Regions from separate parts of the Homo sapiens genome. Here region 1 is linked to region 2. A link is a contact called in ENCODE Hi-C data. All regions are on one chromosome and are shown on one strand. Each heading gives the region's core, a stretch centred on a gene start or an enhancer-like site at or near the end of the contact. The rest is flanking DNA. Distances are from core to core; before and after follow the strand shown.

What was found. A loop is a pair of places that touch in the nucleus more often than their neighbours do. Pooled maps may share reads with other maps.
Region 1: a map of cardiac septum shows a loop between it and region 2 (1.9-fold over the local background). The contact joins two enhancer-like sites. A Hi-C loop is called at or near these places in 2 of 168 maps with a recorded cell type or tissue (cardiac septum and heart right ventricle) and 5 of 50 pooled maps.

What each region holds. Positions count from the first base shown.
Region 1 is chr16:66,026,760-66,030,062 of GRCh38, reverse strand. No RefSeq gene overlaps it. Among named protein-coding and RNA genes, the nearest start is that of CDH5, 340 kb to the left of the region's middle. Within about 2 kb of position 1,367, at least 3 of the 41 ENCODE cell types and tissues checked have a DNase peak (open chromatin) inside an H3K27ac peak, as active enhancers do.
Region 2 is chr16:66,128,766-66,132,193 of GRCh38, reverse strand. No RefSeq gene overlaps it. Among named protein-coding and RNA genes, the nearest start is that of CDH5, 240 kb to the left of the region's middle. Within about 2 kb of position 1,538, at least 2 of the 41 ENCODE cell types and tissues checked have a DNase peak (open chromatin) inside an H3K27ac peak, as active enhancers do.

The DNA of each region.
Region 1 (3,303 bases), core at 118-2,617, 100 kb after region 2:
TCCGCCTTCCAAAGGCTAGGGCATGCAACCTGCTCCACTCTCTCCAGTGCGTTTTCCACTGCGATCTCCTATTCTCTATTTAACAGCTGCAGGTGTGTTCTGGCTTAACGCAGAGACTGACATCAGTCCACTCTATTGCTTCTCCAACCTCCTTTCCCCCAGGGCCCAGCAGAGTGGCAAATCAATGACTTAAAAGACTGATCCATTATGAATACTGAATAGTACCATATCTTTACTCCCTTCTCATATAATAGTATTATACATCCGTACCCCCTTGCCATATGACTTTGCAATATCTATAGGAAAGGTAGTGTACTTATCTCAGTCTCATTTCTCATTGACTTTGGACATGACCATGAAGCTTGTTTTAGCCAAGAAAATGCTAGTAGGTGTGGCAAAAGCAGGTTTTGTTTCTTTCTTTTTTTTTTTTTGGAAACAGGGTCTCACTCTGTCACCCAGGCTGGAGTGCAGTGGCACCGTCATGGCTCACTGCAGCCTTGACCTCCCAGGTTCAAATGATCTTCCCACCTTAGCCTCCCAAGTAGCTGGGACTACAGGTGTGAGCCACCACACCTGGTTAATTTTTGTATTGTTTTGTAGAGATGGTGTCTTGCTATGTTGCTTAGGCTGGTCTTGAACTCCTGGGCTCAAGAGATCCTCCCACGTTGGCCTCCCAAAGTGCTGGAATTACAGGATGAGCCACTGTGTCTGGCTTAATTGTATTTGTGGAGTTTTGCTCAGACTCTTGCAATTCTGCTATTTGCTATGAGAAGACAATGCCCGTATTTGCTGCTGGTCTTGGAGAGAGACATGGAGCACACCCAAACCTGCCCCACTTCCCCAAAGCCAGAACGGTAAATCTACAGACTTAAAAGCAATAAATGATGTTGCACCACTGAGAGTTTGGACTTGTTACATGGCAGTATTGGAGAAAAACATCTGCCTGTCATAGGCATCATCTGGGAGCTAGGGCTGTGTCATCTTTGTTTCTGGCTGTCTCAGATCTTAGGCATGTAGTAGAAATGCCAGAAACAATTTGCTGAATGGAAACAGGGACAGGGAGGGAGGGACTCTGGTGGACTTACTGTGTTTGGTTGACACTCTGCTCTCAGTCTGGGTCAGACTCCCACATTCAATCCATCACCAAGCCCAGTGGAATCTGCTGCCAAGATATAGCCCAGATTTGTGTGTGCAATCTCACAGTTGTAAGGTATTGAATCAAATTGTTATGCCACTCTACAAACAAAGTAAAAACACTTCTGTCCAGTCCATGGATCCTGAATGTGCCCTTCCTCTAAGCCCCTGACATTGGTTAAAACGTGAATGGGAGGATCCAGGAAGGCAGAATAGCAGTCAGCCTAATGGCATATCCTGTTCCTTGGAGAGCTCCTTTGGTCTGTTGAAATAGTTCAGATCTGACCAACAGAGCACTAGACTGAGAACTCAGGGTTTTGAGTTTGCATCCTGCTGCTAGTTTGACTTACTCTGTGACACTGAGTAGATCACTTTCTCCCCCAGTCCTTAGTTTTCCCATCTGCATAGTGGCTTTATCACTTACAAGCTGAGAAGGTAAGAATCTGAGAACAATTCACTAAACCTGTCCAAGTGTTAGTATCCTCATCTATAAAATGAAATACTGGCCAGGTGTGGTGGCTGACACCTGTAATCCCAGCACTTTGGGAGGCTGAGGCGGGTGGATCACTTGAGGCAAGGAGTTCAAGACCAGCCTGGTCAACATGATGAAACCCTGTCCCTACTAAAAATATGAAAATTAGCTGGGCGTGGTAGTATGTGCCTGGAGTCCCAGCTACCCGGGAGGCTAAGGCAGGAGAATCGCTTGAACCTGGCAGGGGGAGGTTGCGGTGAGACGAGTTCACACCACTGCACTCCAGCCTGGGCAACAAAAGCAAAACTCTCTCTCTCAAAAAAAAAAAAAAAAAAAAAAAAAAAAAAAAAAAAAAAAAAAAGAAATACTGCTGCTCATCTCTCCAGGTTAAACAAGGATGGAATAAAATGACAAATGCAGCCAATAGTTCGCTGCCTGGATGCACAGTCCAGTGGATGCTGCTGATAGTTTTTTGTTGTTGTTGTTTATTTCTGAGGCAGGGTCTCCTCTGTCATCCAGGCTGGAGTATGGTGGCATAATCATAGCACACTGCAGTGCCCAACTCCTGGGCTCAAGCCATCCTCTCATCTCAGCCTTTTGGCTAGCTGGGACCACAGGCATGCATCACCAAACCTGGCTAATTAAAACATTTTTTTTTTGTAGAGATGAGGTCTCACTATGTTATCCAGGTTGGTCTTGAACTGCTACCTCAAGCAGTCCTCTTGCCTCAGTCTTCTAAAGTGCTGGGGTTACAGGTGTGAGCCACTGCCCGCTACTGATAATTACTAACAACAATAGTAGATGGAAAATGACCGATTTCAAAGCAATGCCATAGATTAGCATGACCGTCTCCAGTGAAATAAACTTGCTTATAACTATCTTGAAGAAAAACAGAATAATTGATTCACATAACTTGAAACGTCAGGGGTTGAGCCAGGGCCTCATATACATTGTGATCTCTCTCACTTTCCTTCTCTATTTCCCTCTGCTTTCACCCCCAGTCCCTTCTTGCCTTTGCCTGGAGGATGCCCTTCATACCTTTATAGAATGTGATTGGCATGAACCCAAACCGAAATAGGACAGCTTTCCTTCCAAGCAATGATTCTGATTGGCTGCCCTTGGACCCATCACTGTTGCTGGAGGATGAAGAGCCACATGTGGCTGTGGCTGGATGTGAGCCTTGCACTGTAGCAAGCGTGTGTGGGGTGTGCTGTCCCCAACATTCTCTCCAGAACCCAGCAGCATGAGGGAGGTGTGGCTCTCTAAAGGAGACAGGCTGGGCTGCCCCTGAATGCTCTGCCTGACCTGCCTGGGACAGTGTGCAAAATCCTCAAGCCACTTGGTTCGTGGTAGATTTCATTTGGCAATTCAAGGTGGGGGGATATGCCCATAGACCTCTTTGCTGTAGGATGACTAGTATAGACTGTCAGGGGGATAGGAGGACCAGGTGGATTCAGCAGCAGTGATGTCTTAGATGATGAAAGGATTACACAGCAATTTGCATAAAAGCAGAATTGTCTGACATACACATGTGCAGAAAGCAGAGGCTGGATATTGTATAACATAATAAGCCAACTTGTGTTTACATGGCTGGGGAAGGCCTCATGCTTCTTTGTTTTTTATTGTGGTTGTTTTGTTTTGTTTTGTTTTAAGACAGAATGTCACTCTGTCGCATAGGCTAGAGTGCATTGGCATGA
Region 2 (3,428 bases), core at 289-2,788:
AAAAGATGTCCCAGGTTCCATTGAATCCATTAATGTTTCTAACTTAGCTGACTCATTGTGTAGAATATGCATGACTAATCCATCAAAAAAGAGAATTCTCACATTGCAAATTTTTGTATGTTTATAAGAAAGTTAGATTTTCTTGTGCTTTTCTCCCCACAGCACCTGTCATTCTGGATAAGGATAGCATGTTCATAAAAGGGAAATGAGTGGAGAAGGAGGGAAGGAGTTGTGAGCAAAGCATTTAAAGCGTTGCCAGAATATAAGCAACAGTGCTTCATGTCGTGAAAAACTGAGAAAAGGAGTCTTTATGTACAGGAAGAACTCAGCAGCTGACCTCAAGAAGAAAGGAAAACATCCTCTCTTCACTTTTCTCTGGGATGCCTGTGCCCAGGGTCTTGAGTTTCCGACTGGGGCATAATGGATTTTTGGTGGCCTGTGACTTTATTATGGGTCTTTTCCCAAAGTGTTTTGAAATGGTATGAAAGAGTGTATTCAGTTAGAAACCTTGAGTTCTACTCCCAGGCTACTTAGAGGTTGTTTTGCAAACTTGAACAAGTCAAGTAAACCTGACTTCAACTCTACGCAATGGATTATGCAATGGTTGAAGTTCTAAGCTTGGAAGTTTCCAATGAGAACAAATAGGGGTGGTGAGAGCTGCCCTGCCCCTTTCAGGGACATTAAGAGGGTCACCAGGCAGGTGAATGTGACAGTGCCCTAAAGTTATGAAGAAATCTGTGCAAAACTGTATGTTGTTATAGTTCTTCTTGGGGCTGATGCACCGTGACCCCTTCAACAGTTGATGAATCATGGGATAATTGTTGATGAGTCATGGGATAGGTGCTGCTTCAAGGGATGTGGATGTAGGTTGGACAGAGGCCGACCCCAACTCTCTACTCATTTGCACTGTGCATGGCAAATTTGTTCTGGGAGTTTCTGCTTTGCTCCTGTCTTAAGCCATCAGACCACGTGTTCAGTAGTCCAGCCCTGGCCACAGCCTCTCTGCCTGGCTGGGCCCAGGCTACTTCTAAACTCTCTGTTTTTTTTATTTTATTTTATTTTTATTTTTTTTTATTTCAGATTTTATCCAACATGGATGTCTTGATCCAAGAGAAAAAAAGGGATCCCTTCAAAGTCCTTTCCCCAGTTTCCTGCTTAGTCCCACTCCTAGAGCCCTAGGGGGTTCTGTAGCTCCTCTATATTTTCAGGGAACTGAGCTGAAGCCAATACGAGATTTTAAAAGATACCCTATCCTTAAGCAAAGTGAGTGATGGTGCTCAGCATCCATGCCAACGGTCAAATTTTGGCTGTTTTATTCACATATCTATGTAATTTGTAGTTTTTTGGGGGGTGGGGTGGAGGTGGCTGGACCAACAACAAACAGCTAATCTAAATGAGACATTCCTGGAAAATGAGGCACATAAAGCTTTCTCTTTTCATATCCAAAATGGAATAAACAATTCCACCAGCGACCACAGGAATGCTGCTGGGGCACGAGGGCTTCAGCCTTCCTGATGGTCAGGCACTGACTTTAAGCTTAGACTCTAGAATTTGTTAATGAGAGGCCCTCCTGGACAGGAAGGAAGGAGGCTTGCTTGGGGTCTGATCTGTAAAGCACACTGGTGGAAGCTGTTTACATGCAGCTACACAAGAGGCTTCTTCCTGAGTACCAGGCCACCCTCAGTAAGGCACTGAGTGAGCACCAGGCATCACCAGGAATGAGGTCTCTGCCCCAGTCCTGGCCAAATGGAATAAGCAAACAGACTGAGGGTGTGTCAGTGGCTTTCCTGAGTTCCCGCACCTGGTAAATGATGGAGTTTAGACTTGAAAATTCTGCCTCCTGTCTCCAGGTCCAGGGATCTCTCTGGGACGTCAGAGAAGTCAGTTAATCTCTGCCACTCCTTCCTACCTGGATGTTCAATGAAAAGCCTGTTGGGCTTTCTGAGGACTAGAAGGGGGACACTGCCGAGAATTCAGTGAGGCCAGCCCACACCCCCACCCCTTCTAGGAGATTACCTTTAGATCCTCCAGCCCCAGTCTGCAGCCTCCTGGGCTGATGCTTTCTTTCTCTATTTACAGACACTAATCATTTCCCATGCAATTGAACAACTTAATAAGCTGCGAAAATTTGATAAGACAATTTAATTGTCGGCTTTTACATATCTGCTCAATATAGTTGGGTTTCTAGGGAAGGTGAGTGGGGAATGTGAGCAGAGGCACTTAATTAAAGAACTAAAACAGTGGGGCTAGATTAGAGAGAACTCTGGCAGACACCAACCCTGGACCTACGTCTCTTCTCTCCCCCTTTCACATGGGCCCTTTCTTTGAAATTTTATAAGCTCCATCCTCTGGGTAGTAGCAAAATAGAGATGCAGGCCCAGGCACTTGATGTGCAGTGTGGGGAGCTGACTTTGCATGGGGCGGCTCCCAACTGTTATCGGGGAGCTTTTTCTCGGGCCCAAAGTGGTTGGGTTTTAAGGGGAAGACCTAATTCTGCGTGTATGGTCGTAGCTCAAAGGGATAGTTCAAAATGGCCTCCTCATTGATGGGGAAGGATGGGGGCTGATTATAAAAAATTATAATCATTTTTTTGGTCTTTTCCTCTATCTTTTTGGGGAATTTTATGGCCATTTGGGCAATGCTGCATCATGGAGTATTGATGCCAATTTTAAATCACACATCCTCATTTTATCTAATTGAATTCTCATGCTAACTCTGAAAGGAATAGGAATCATTATTCCTATTTCACAGGTGCAGATCCTGAGACTCAGAGAGGTTAAGAAACTCGCCCAACGCCACACAGCTAGATAAACACCTCAGGATTTAAATAGATTGCAGGGGACACCAACAAGGCTCTGCTCAGATCCCCTCAGATCCCTCTGGCCCATCTGTGCATGCAGTAACATCTGCTTCACCGTTGACTGCTTGAACCTGTGGATCCACTTCACCTAAGAGCACAGAGAGCTGAAAGGGCCTGGAATCCTGTTGCCTCCCGGGCAGCCTGCAGCCAATGAGTAACTGGTGCTGGAAAACAGAAGGCTGCTCCCTTGCTGGAGGTAGGACAAACACTGAGGTGTAATCTATGCTCCAGGGTCCCCCAGGGGATCAGGCTGAGGTTGGGACTTTGCCTAAAATCCCACCCTTGCTTGGTTTCTTCCCTTTCCCTGTTTTTCCTTCTTCTCTCACTCTCTCATTTCTGTTCCTTCTTCCTTAAATAAATCTCCTGCACACAAATTCTCATCTCAAGGTGTGCCTCTGGGCAGCCTGATGTGAGATACAGATGTGTGTTTGACCTCAGCCTGCCCTTTCTGGAGTCCTGCAGCCTCGCCCCTTGTTTTGTGGGGTTATCAGATCTCGCTACGTAGACTCGGGGTACGGAATACATCCAGCTTGGAATTTCTGGGTGCTCGCAAGTTCTCAGTAGAACG